2 separate regions of the Homo sapiens genome follow, and region 1 is linked to region 2. The links are chromatin contacts, found by Hi-C or POLR2A ChIA-PET in ENCODE. All regions are on one chromosome and are shown on one strand. The core of a region is the stretch at or near the end of the contact, and the rest is flanking DNA. Distances in the headings are between cores, read along the strand shown.

Region 1 (6,335 bases), core at 1,170-3,669, 3.1 Mb after region 2:
TGCTTTATCTAAAGGTACAATTAAAAGTATGGGGGCTATATTCCAGATCTCTGACATGAAGCCGAGAGGAAACTGGATTTCCAGTTTGTTATGTGAAAAGGTTAAGTAAAATACAAACTTCTGTACAGGGAGATAATTCAGTTCTAATAATGCATGAAAGCCAGAGATGTAGATCAACAAATGCACATTTCTGAAATACGGGTTTTTCTGAGTATATGTTCTGAAGTTCTTTGAAAATCTGGCCAAACAATCCCATTTTAAGATACCAGTTCACATAATAAGCAAGTCAGAACATTTGCAAGGCAAAATGTTGTTTTCCTTTCTGCAGCCAGGAAAAACACAGCTCTAAGCTTAGGTTGTAACGGTAAAAGGATTTGGGAGCTGCTGATTTTAGAGACTCATAAAAACAACTCGCCCTTATGCCGGGAGGTATAAAGAATATGCAGAGTCTGCACTGTGCTTCTAGTGTCAGGACAAATCATTCTGCTTTTTCTTTGAGATTAACTGATGCCAATGGATGAGTAAAGGGAGAAATAAATGTACAGACTGAGACCTGCAGCTTGGTGAGGTGAGTAACACCTTTATCACAAAATCATGAGTTCTCTCTTCCCCTTTGTAAATTCCTTGGGGTTAACTTATGTAATTTTAAAAAATTTTAGGAGTGAAATATGTATTATTAATCATATGTGAGGCTCTACATTTTCTGCTATTTATGGTTTATATTGTGTGGGATCTTACAGATCACAGCATCTTTTTAAAATATATGTGCTTTTTTGGGGGGTGGGAGATAAATCAAGGGGTGAAACTGAAGGTGATACATTCCCTTAAATCCATTAGGGAATGGTGAATACACTTGCATATATAAAATAACTACTGAGTGCTTCCTAGATACCTAGCTCTGTTCCAGCTGCCTCTCACCAGTTCTCATTTAATTCTCCAATCCCATATTAAGAGGTGAAGAAACTGAGGCACAGAATCACCTCATTAAGAAGCACATAAAGTATGGTGCCAGGATTTGAACCTAGACAATTTGACTGTAACGTGTACGCCCCTAATCATTCCCTTAGGTAGTCCTCAGGTTCTGTAATTATTATACCTGACTGCTTAAGACTCAGGTAACTCCCTTTTGGCCACTTCTAAGCCACTACTGTCAGATGTTATTAATAGTAAAGAGACGATATCAATGTTTAAAATGGCCATTCAATAAGAGGACTGAAAACACTGGCCCCTGGAAATTCCCAACTTCCACGTGACTCAGAAGTTACTCAACTCTTTCACTAAACCCAGTGCTCCACCCAATGTAGCTAACTTTGTCGTCGCGTAGCAACAGAACCTCGCCATACTGGAAGCGGGGCGCGGGGGGGGGATTTTCTCGACTGAGGATGCTGCTGCCCGGTAGCCAGCAAGGGCCCTGTCGGTCTCAAACGTGAATTTTGGACCGACACAATCTCATGTAGTGATTGTTCTGCTTCCTGTGTTGCGCCACAACAAATTTCCTTGGGCTACATTTTCCCTCAGATTTGAGTAAAAGATTTGAGGTCACGCTAAGGAGCCTGCATACTGAGGTACAGAAACGGTTTTTTGTTTACAACAACAACAAAAAACCTCGCGACGGGACCGCCGAGTTTGCGGCAGCCAAAAAAGCTAGCGATGAGCTCAGCTAAAGTGCCGGGACTCTCGGATAGATTTCTAACATGTTTGAAATGTGGACCCCAACGCTGGAACCCAACGCTGTTCTTTTGTGGTCTCTGGAACCACCACGCTGGAATAGGCTGGAACCCAACCAACGCTGTTCTTTTGTGGTCTCTGCCTCTGGGGAGTCCACAAGCTGTAAATCTAACATGCAGCCAGCCGTGCGGCTTCTGGCCGCCCCACGTCTGAGTAAAGCCTTCACTGTGACTAGCAGGGAGAGGAGACTGACTGGAGCCAGAGAATGGAGGCGGCGGGCTGGCGGGGGTGGGGAGAGGCACTTTCAGGCGCACTTCACAGACGCACAAAAACAAGGAAGCCTGAAGGGAAGGCGGTTGAAAATAAGGCAACAGAAGCCGCGAACGGAAGCGCGCCCCCCTCAGGATTGGTTTAACATTCCGAAGCTCAGCCTCGCCCGCCCCGAAGACCTGCTGCGGATCGCGGCCGCGCGCGCGCGCACTCACGCTGCTCTCGGGCGCTGGGCGGGGAGAGCCGCGCGCACCGGTTAATTCTGCCAATCATGCGTCTGGGCCTCCCATCGTGTGGGCCAAGCCCCGCCCCAACCACCCGCTGGCGGAGGCGCGCGCGCAGTCCCACCGCTCTGAGTCGCTGAGTGAAGCGGCGCCTCGCGCGTCAGGCAATCTGGCCAATTGCGCATCTTTTCCGCCTACCGCACGGCCCCGCCCCTGCCACAGGATCGATTTACGGCCGCAGGTGCGCGCGCTTTTTTGCTCTCGCTGGGAATGGCGGAGGGAGGTACCCTGCTGAGGGGAAGGGGGGATCCCTGACACCTGGGCTTCCCCGGGAGTCGGCTGTGGAGTCGAGTTGAGCTCCCTTTCCGGGTCTGGGGAACTCAACCTCACCTTATGCCTGGGGTCTCCGGGGAACTAGTGGGCTTTCTGCAACGGGGGGAAGGAGGGGACGACTCCCGCCCCTAGTTTACCCCTCAAAAGTTAATGCCTTTGTCGGAGGAAGCAATTTCAGTCCACTCTCCTTTTCAGTCCCTGTTGGCCGCTTAAACTAAAAGGCTACAGACGGGCTTAAATGCGTCTCCGCTGTGTTTCTTATGCCTCGGGCCGGCAGGGTAACGGGTTCTAGTCACAGCTTGTAGAGTTCAGGATGGGTGACATTCAGGTCCTATTGTTTTTGAGTCAAGGTTTCGGCTATAGCTTCTTGAATTATGAAGCTGTCATAATAAAGAATTCCTGATTATCTAAAGCTGTTATTCTTCCCTACTTCCAAGGCAGAATTTGAATATATTTTGGTGGATGAAACGAAAACAAGGAGAGTCTTGTGACTATGAGATACTAGCTGGTTGATGTATCATGAAAAACTTAGTGGTCCCTATGTGGGAAGGTAAATGGAAAACTGCAAAAAGAGCAAGAATGAATTACAAAGTGAAATTAGAAGAAATATCTGGCTTACTTGTGGATGCTTTGTACACCAATACAATATATTATTTGATAAAAGTCGACTATAGAGAGGTGTGGTTAATTCGATTATTTTATAATTTTTCTTTTTTAGAGAAAAACCAAGATTTCACTTTCAAGATGGAAAGTCCGTCAGACTCAGCTGTGGTTTTACCTAGCACTCCTCAGGCCTCTGCGAATCCATCATCTCCCTATACAAATAGTTCCCGAAAACAAGTATGAAAATCTTTGTTCTTCCAGTGGATCCATTATGTGTTTCTAAGTATTGTGGCAGTGGTGGTTTAAATTCTACGGAAGGTTGTTAATTAACATAATGTGTAGCATAAATAAGTAGACATTTTATTAAATAATTTTGTTTTTCTTCTAAGGTGACATATATGACACCCACCAGCCCCCTTCCATATTTTCCTCTTGAATGAATTCATTTCAGTTAGTTTCAGATTAGGTTATTACAATACTCCAGATGGAGAAAGTTTGCATCTGTGCAATATTATTATGAAGGTCTTTAGTGGCAGAGTCTAGGTCTTTTCCTTACTCTGTAATTCTGAAGCACCTGGAGTACTATCAGGCATGTGCTTGTTACTGAACAAATGTTCCTTGATTACTGGGATAAACTTCTCAACACTTTTGGAAAGGTGTTGATCTTGCTGAAGTAAAAAGGAAATAAAACAAATGGAGCTTCCAGAAATTAAAGTCATTTTGTGATGCCTTCTTTAGATGTGGAGACAGAAAGCCATCTAGTGGTGTCTAGCATAGAAATGGAAGGACTTTATTTCTGGTGATTTATTGACATTAAGAATGTTTTTCTTGATTCACATTTTTAATGTTTTGTGCTCTTTATAGCCTATGAGTGCAACACTTAGAGAAAGATTAAGGAAAACAAGATTTTCATTTAATTCCTCTTACAATGTGGTGAAACGTCTTAAAGTAGAGAGTGAAGAAAATGATCAGACCTTTTCAGAGAAACCAGCATCTTCCACAGAGGAAAACTGTTTGGAATTTCAAGAAAGTTTTAAACATATAGACAGTGAATTTGAAGAAAATACAAATTTGAAAAATACTTTGAAGAATCTCAATGTCTGTGAATCTCAGTCACTTGATTCTGGATCATGCAGTGCTCTCCAAAATGAGTTTGTGAGTGAGAAGCTTCCTAAACAAAGATTAAACGCTGAAAAAGCCAAATTGGTGAAGCAGGTTCAGGAGAAAGAAGACCTTCTTCGGAGGCTAAAACTAGTCAAAATGTATAGATCAAAGGTGAGAAGAATTTCAGGACCATTGCATAATTTTTATTTTTACATAAATTACAGGAAAGTAATTTCAAAAATAGAATTTTTTTTTTTACCATAATAAGCAATAAGCCAAATATTCAGAAACCTGGCTTCCAACAGCTTTAATTCAACTCCAGATTTAGAGTAGAAAAGGCCCTTAAACACCAGGTAAAACTTTTTAAGAATCTCAGCTCTGATTTAATATGCAGTTAAACTTTTCTCTCTAGTTTCTAGCCCACAGCAATATTAGAAGTATTAAATGTTAGATGCAAGTACAATGGGAACAGAAGTGAAAGCTGACAGTGAATTAGTAAAACTAAAAATGGGCTGTAGAGTACAATAAAAGGTATTTTTAGTAATGATCTTGTGTCTCCCCCAAATAATTAATGTGATTCAGCCATTTTATTTGAGAAAATATATATATATATATATTATATTTTAGATTTCAACCCATATAGGTTGAATTAAATAGAACTTGGGTACTTGGAAGGAGAATAATCTTTATTACCTGGAAAATTCATATATATGCAATAGCTCATTTTCCCTGAATTACGTGGAATAAGTGATGGGATAGTGTATCTCATTTGTTCTCTTGAAATTCTGGAGTTTTTAAAAAATAAAATTTAGGAGTATTGAATGTTGAAAAAATATATTTTATTTATTTATTCATTCTTTTTTTAGAGACATGGTCTCTGTTGCCCAGCCTGGAGGGCAGTGGTGCAGTCATAGCTTATTGCAGCCTTGAACTCCTGGGCTCAAGTGATCCTCCCAACTCAGCCTCCCTAGTAGCTGGGACTACAGACATGTGCCATCACACCTGGCTAATTTTTTAAAATTATTTTTTTGTAGACATAGAGTCTTGCTATTTTGCACAGTGTAGTCTTGAACTCCTGGGCTCAAGCAGTCCTCCCACCTTGGCCTCCTAAGGTGCTGGGATCCCAGGTGTGAGCCACCATCCCCAGCCTAAAAAAATATTTTTAACTTGAATATTGTAATTTTAAAGAGCAGTTTTAGGTTCATAGCAACATTTAGTGGAAAGCATAGTGTCATTTTTTAAAAAGTACAGTTGTAATACAGTAGATTTTTCCCTGTATTATTGCTTCTTGACATAGTTTTGGCCCTATTTAATGATTTGATTTTTCCCTTATCATAAAGATGGCCCAGAGCTTAAGCCAACAAAATAGCCATAGAACTCAAGTTGAGTGACATTGTAACCATTCTACATATGACCATCCTACTTTTTCCTAGATAGAAGTCCCATTCATCCCTGTGTATGTTAGCCTTTAAACCTGCACATCCACTAATTTAACAACTTTAATTAAGTTGAACTAGCATGACTAGTTATTGACATACATGTTTTTTTTTCTGTTTCAGAATGATCTGTCTCAGTTACAGTTGTTAATAAAGAAGTGGAGAAGCTGTAGCCAGCTCTTGCTTTATGAGTTGCAGTCAGCTGTGTCTGAAGAGAACAAGAAACTAAGCCTTACTCAATTGATAGACCACTATGGGTTAGATGATAAATTACTACACTATAACAGAAGTGAAGAAGAATTTATAGATGTTTAATTCCTGATTTTTGCTCCAGAATATCTTTGAGAATGACAACTTAATTAAAAGATACTTAGGCACTTTTTTTTTTTTTTTGAGACTGAGTTTCGCTCTTGTCATCCTGGCTGGAGTGTGATGGTGCGATCTTGACTCACTGCAACCTCTGCCTCTCGGGTTCCAGCAATTCTCCTGCCTCAGCCTCCCGAGTAGCTGAGATTACAGGCGCCCGCCACCATGCCCGGCTAATTTTTGCATTTTTAGTAGAGACTGGGTTTCACCACGTTGGCCAGGCTGGTCTCGAACTCCTGACCTCAGGTGATCCACCGCCTAGGCCTCCCAAAACCATTAGGGCTCAGAGGAAGGTATCCCAATGAATATCAATTAAGGGCACTTTAATATA
Region 2 (6,302 bases), core at 3,562-6,061:
AGTGTTCATTTAGTAATAATTAATTTAACCATATATCTACTTTGTGCACTTTTCTGCTTGTCTATTATACTTCATAATGAAATTAAGTTAAAAACAAAATGAGAACAAGAAATGTAGAAAGGGCCAGGCGCGGTGGCTCACGTCTGTAATCCCAGCACTTTGCGAGGCCGAGGTGGGTGGATCACTTAAGGTCAGTTCAAGACCAGCCTGACCAACGTGGTGAAACACTGTCTCTACTAAACATACAAAATTAGCCTAGCATGGTGGTGCATGCCTATAATCCCAGCTACACGGGAGGCTGAGGCAGGAGAATTGCTTGAACGTGGAAAGTGGAGGTTGCAGTGAGCCGAGATTGTGCCATTGCACTCCAGCCTGGGCAACAACAGTGAAACTCTGTCTCAAAAAAAAAAAGAAAGAAAGAAATAGAAATGTAGAAACAATGTACATGTGGAATGATTTAAGCATCTTTTCTAAGTTTATCAATATAACATTTGGCCAAGTCATCAGGTTGGATGGAGCTACAGTCACCATTTCAAGGGTCAATGGGATACTGAAGGTGGGTGTTAGGGGGAGGGATTGCCTTTTGAGATATACGAAGGTAGACTGAGGCCTGATTTAGATGTCCTGAAGCTTATTCAACTTGCCTTAATGCCTAGGTATTCCAGAAAGCCAGTTCCTGGCTATTCCAGTCTTCATTTTGTAACACTACTTATAGCTGAATTATGTTTTCCTTTTTCTTTTCTTTTCTTGTTTTTTTTGAGATGGAGTTTTGCTCTGTCACCTAGGTTGGCGTGGTGGCGCGATCTCGGTTCACTGCAACCTCCGCCTCCTGGGTTCAAGCGATTCTACTGTCTCAGCCTCCCAAGTAGCTGGGATTATACGCATGCGCCACCATAACCAGCTAATTTTTGTATTTTTAATAGAGATGGGGTTTTGCCATGTTGGCCAGGCTGGTCTCGAACTCCTGACCTCAGGTGATCCGCCCACCTTGGTCTCCCAAAGGGCTGGGATTACAGGCATGAACCACTGTGCCCAGCCAATCTTTTTACCTGGCCACCCCAGCTTTGCTACATTTATCTTGACATTCTAATTTACCTATAAAAATAGCCTCTACTAGGAAGCCAAGGTGAGCAGATCACTTGAGGTCAGGAGTTCAAGACCAGCCTGGCCAACATGACAAAACCCTGTCTCTACTTAAAAAAAAAAAAAAAAAAAAAAAAAAATTAGCCAGGTGGCTACTCAGGAGGCTGAGGTAGGAGGATCGCTTGAACCCGGGAGGCCGAGGTTGCAGTGAGCTGAGATTGCGCCACTGTACTCCAGCCTGGGCGATAAAGCTAGACTCTGTCTCAAAAAAAAAAAAAAAAAAAAGGAAAAATAACTTATAAAGCAGTAGTGAGTATTACACTCAACCATTAGCCTCATTCCAAATTCTCTTAGGATGTTTATTGATGATATAGATGATAAATACACATACAGTTGTGATCAGTATCCATATACTTCTTCTTTTCTCTTAACCTTATTTTTCCATACATACTTTTCACTTTGTTTCCTACATACATTATTTTGAGTTTACCTATTTGTCATAGTTGGTAGCTACAAAGTATTCCATTTTAATTATCTATGTTGAGGTTTTTTTTTTAATCAACCAATTCTAATATTCACAGGAAGCACAATTTCTCCATATCCGTCTTTAATAGGTCAGTATGGACCATTTGTTTCATTCCTGCTTCTTCCTCAAAGTTGCAACTCTACTATTTTCACCAGCTGTGTCAAAACAGGGTTTGTGAAGTGACAGGTTGAAATATGTGGATCATTTGAAGTAATTTCTTTTCTTTACCAAATTAAACAATGACTGTATGCCTTGTTTCATCTTTTGTTGTTCATCTGTATAGGGCTCTTTTCACTCTTTTATTTTTAAAATTCTATTTTTTATTTTTATTTTTTGAGAGGGGGTCTTGCTCTGTCACCCAGGCTGGAGTGCAGTGGCGTGATCTGGGCTCACTGCAACCTCTGCCTCCCAGATTCAAGCGATTCTCCTGCCTCAGCCTCCTGAGTAGCTGGGATTACAGGCGTGCACCACCACGCTGGGCTAATTTTTGTATTTTTAGTAGAGACAGGGTTTCACCATATTGACCAGGCTGGTCTCAAGCTCCTGACCTCAGGTGATCCACCCGCCTCCGCCTCCCAAAGTGCTGGGATTAAGAGGTATGAGCCACCACGCCTGGCCCTAAACTTCTATTTTTAAAGAGACATGGTCTCTCGAACCCTTGAGCTCAAGGGATCCTACTGCCTCAGTCTCCCAAGTAGCTGGTGCTACAGGCGTGCACCACCACACTCCAGCTCATCATTCTGTCATTATACTTCAGTTATTTCATGTGTCAGTGACTGAAAGTGAACGTATGATAATCTTGTGAACACAGGGCTTCACAGTGGAAAGAAAACTACATTCTATACCTCATTCCTTCTTCAATACAAGCATCTGCAGGAAAAGGGGAAAAAAGAGGCGGGACCATCTATTATTCAACAAATTTCAACTTCACCCTGCCCATCTGGATCTAGTCTCCCTCATTAAATGCAAAGGATGCTGCCACCTGGCTCCTCTCCCTAGCAGTATTCACATCATCTAGGCTAGAAAATCCCTTCCCTTTGGCCTGTTTTGCACAAAACCGAGTAAACATTTTCAAAGTATATATACGCAAAATCATTTGCTATCTCTTTACTATGTATGATGCGCATAGGTGTTACTGAATATTTTGGAGCCTTGATGGATAAAGTATGGGATGTTGAGGATCGGGGAATGTATCTAAACTTTCAAGTTGTGTCCTATTCAAAAAACTCCCTTCTAAAAGCATTTTTACGGTATGTAGGGTTTTAATGTAACAAAATCTCTACTTAATAACAGCGGATCCCCTTTTATTATCTTTGTGCCTACCTGGATGCACGGTTCCAGCATGTTCTCGTCACGAACCACAAGCCCACCAGAGGGCGCTGGTTCCCCGTCTACCTACTGTTCTCCATCAGCGACTCAGAAAATCCAGGTTAAACACTCAGGCAGTCTTTCACATTTAATCCACAAATATTTACCGAGAATTTGACGTGCCACCAGGCGCGGGGCTAGGTTCACAAGATACAGTAGTGAGTTAGGCACGATTCCTACTACCAGAAGCTTAGAGCATAGGGAAGACTAAAAGTAAGCCACCGTCTACAATAGTAGGATAAGTGGAGAGTTTCTAGGTCCGTGGAGTTTGTTGTTGAATATCTGCTCCAGGCCTTAGAAGCCGGCAGCAATTCACTAAAAGATCCCGGACTTGTCTGCTCTGTATCCCAGCCAAGGAGCTCCGTCCCCAAGGTGTTTTGTTAGAGTCAGAGACCTCTCCTTGGGTGATTCCATTCGTCAGCCCCACAAGTCCCCGTCTCTGGCCTTTTTCAGGGTCTCCGGCAGCTCTCTGACAGTTCCCCTTCTGTCTCAGGTCGACACTTATTCCAAGGACCAGGGATTACTCACAACTATCCGCCAGAGTTTGCTCCGCCCTTTCTTTTTCCTGTTTAAAATCCGCGGGCTCTTAGTGTTCTCGGTTCCTAGATTTCCTGTTCTGATTCTCGCGACAGTTGCGAGGCCTCGCGTGAAGTTCCCTTCTAGTCCCTATTTCGAATTTGAGACCGGGAGAGAGTGTCTGCCCTTGCCCACCTCCTCAGAACCCCTCTGGCCAGGGATGGCGCCTACGTGGCTCGGGAGCCCCTGAATGAATGGGCTTGGCCCAACTTAGGGGCGCATTCCGACGGGAGAGTCCTGGCTGTATTCCGAGGCTCCAGTGCGCATGCGGAGTCGATCCCGCGCAGGCGGGCGGGGACGGCAGCCGGGTCTTGTGGGCGGAGCCTGACTAAGTGCCGCCCCCTTGCCGGCTGCAGATTGCTATTTCTGCCCCCCACCCTCGCCCATCCCCCCGCGAGCTGGACTGCGCCAAGGCTTCTGTGAGCCGCTTGGGGCCGGCCGGGGCGGGGCCTGCCCGACCCGGGTTTGGCTGGCGGGCCCCTAGGAATGCTCTCCTCCCCGCCCCCGGCCCAAAGTGCCACGGTGGCGGTGGTGGCGGCCGCGAGGCCGAGTGTCTCCGGCCCTGCCAGCCTCGCAACCGTAACCTGTAATCCCGACCCGAGGGACGCCCGCCGGGGAGGCGCCAGCCCGCCTCTCCCTGCGGCCGCTGGTCGGCTCCGACCTCGAATCACCCGGCTCACCCGCGGGTCGCAGCACCTGCCGGATGTGGGGAGGAAGAAGGAGGCCAGATGAGGGAAGGCGGATGTAGGCGCCCAGTCTGTCCGCGCCTTGGTGGGGCAGCTGGGTGGGCAAGCCTGCGGTCGCTCCCGGGAACCAGCCCTGGGCTGCGGGGAGACGAAGGTGGTTGGTCCTGCCCTCCAGGAGCGCCCCGACATCGACGTAAAATGACTTGGCACCAGAGCTCCTGCCGCCTCCCCCTTATGCAGCTGCCCTCGCCGACGCCAGGGACTGTAAAATCAGATGGGACAGGGCCTAGCCGTTCAGCCAACACTTTGAGCTTCCCAGCCAAACTCCTACCCCCACTCCCCGCCTCCGGTCCTCACCCCCTTCCTCTCTCCCAGCCTCGGTGTCTGGTTACGGCTCCTCTGCTCGCATTGTGACTTTGGGCCAGGCTGGGGGAAATGACCCGGGAGGGTCCCATGCGGCTACATAAAATTGGCAGCCTTAGAACTAGTGGGAAGGCGGGTGCGCGAAGTCGAGGGGCGGAGAGAGGGGGCCGGAGGAGCTGCTTTCTGAATCCAAGTTCGTGGGCTCTCTCAGAAGTCCTCAGGACGGAGCAGAGGTGGCCGGCGGGCCCGGCTGACTGCGCCTCTGCTTTCTTTCCATAACCTTTTCTTTCGGACTCGAATCACGGCTGCTGCGAAGGGTCTAGTTCCGGACACTAGGTGAGCACTCTGTGCCCCAGGCCATAAGCGAGGCGGCATCAGCCCCCCCAGTTCTCACCCCCCATTAGCAGCTTCTTACTTCTGGAGCCACCCATTCTCTTTGGGCAAGGATGCTCAGGGGCCAGGGATCGGAGTCGGGTGGTGCACGGAAGTGGTGCTGGTGGTGGGTGTGCGTGCGCCTGAGCCTTATCACCCTTTCCTCACCTCTCTTCACTCCCAGCCCTCCCAAGAACAGCCCAACTGATTGCTAACTGCCATAACTGGATAATCCCTAGAGGGTCACTAGGCCTGTGTGTTGGGGGAGGCTACTTGGTAGCAGGGGAGGGGGCGATGCTAGTGTCATGCTTTGGTACAAGAAGCAGTGAGGTTGGTCTTTCGGCACAGGCCCTGTTTCTGACCTCCTGACCTGGCTTCCCTTCCTGGCAGGGTGCCCGAACGCGCTGATGCCCCGAGTGCTCGCAGGGCTTCCCGCTAACCATGCTGCCGCCGCCGCGGCCCGCAGCTGCCTTGGCGCTGCCTGTGCTCCTGCTACTGCTGGTGGTGCTGACGCCGCCCCCGACCGGCGCAAGGCCATCCCCAGGCCCAGATTACCTGCGGCGCGGCTGGATGCGGCTGCTAGCGGAGGGCGAGGGCTGCGCTCCCTGCCGGCCAGAAGAGTGCGCCGCGCCGCGGGGCTGCCTGGCGGGCAGGGTGCGCGACGCGTGCGGCTGCTGCTGGGAATGCGCCAACCTCGAGGGCCAGCTCTGCGACCTGGACCCCAGTGCTCACTTCTACGGGCACTGCGGCGAGCAGCTTGAGTGCCGGCTGGACACAGGCGGCGACCTGAGCCGCGGAGAGGTGCCGGAACCTCTGTGTGCCTGTCGTTCGCAGAGTCCGCTCTGCGGGTCCGACGGTCACACCTACTCCCAGATCTGCCGCCTGCAGGAGGCGGCCCGCGCTCGGCCCGATGCCAACCTCACTGTGGCACACCCGGGGCCCTGCGAATCGGGTACGCATGGCCCGGGGCCCCCACCCCAGCACTTAGGTTTCCTAGAGGCACTGCTCCCCGACCCCTGACAGCATTGGTCTCTGGCCAGCAGAGCAAAAAAGATAAGGCTATAGAGGCCTCGAGTCCAGTATAAAACCCTGCTCTCGCTACTGGTTCATAAAAGCTGCCACCTTAAGGTGGGGGTGGGGGGTGGAGTGGAGTGGGAGTCCCGGGCTTCGTCAGCAAGCTGCATTCGCTGAACCACGTGAAAGCTCCAGAGCTGGCTGGCAGGGAGAGACAGGTCCTCTGAGGGCGCAGGCACATAACCTATGGTTTGCTCAGAGACCCCCCCGACTTTTCCCAGACCAGTGGAGTCCAGGCAGCAAGACGGGTTCCT

Evidence for each region. A loop is a pair of places that touch in the nucleus more often than their neighbours do. ChIA-PET counts read pairs that join two places held with the same protein, here RNA polymerase II (POLR2A). Pooled maps may share reads with other maps.
Region 1: a pooled map shows a loop between it and region 2 (16-fold over the local background). The contact joins the promoter of SFR1 here to the promoter of KAZALD1 in region 2. A Hi-C loop is called at or near these places in 6 of 50 pooled maps. POLR2A ChIA-PET finds 5 or more read pairs at or near these places in 2 of 52 experiments (GM12878 and Panc1).

Annotation. Positions count from the first base shown.
Region 1 is chr10:104,119,752-104,126,086 of GRCh38, forward strand. SFR1 (SWI5 dependent homologous recombination repair protein 1) reads left to right here and starts at 2,420. Exons shown (of 4, transcript NM_001002759.2): 1 at 2,420-2,445; 2 at 3,214-3,335; 3 at 3,963-4,373; 4 at 5,762-6,335. The coding sequence starts at 2,433. The coding sequence ends at 5,953. RefSeq lists enhancers at 483-1,682, 1,166-1,265, 1,838-2,501, 1,896-1,945 and a silencer at 2,186-2,415.
Region 2 is chr10:101,057,178-101,063,479 of GRCh38, forward strand. It overlaps KAZALD1 (Kazal type serine peptidase inhibitor domain 1), which reads left to right and starts at 4,812. Exons shown (of 5, transcript NM_030929.5): 1 at 4,812-4,938; 2 at 5,365-5,926. The coding sequence starts at 5,416. LOC107984262 (a long non-coding RNA gene) reads right to left here and starts at 3,574. Exons shown (of 2, transcript XR_001747569.3): 1 at 2,933-3,574; 2 at 1,418-2,479. RefSeq lists enhancers at 3,455-3,749, 4,676-5,564 and silencers at 3,877-4,296, 5,477-5,526.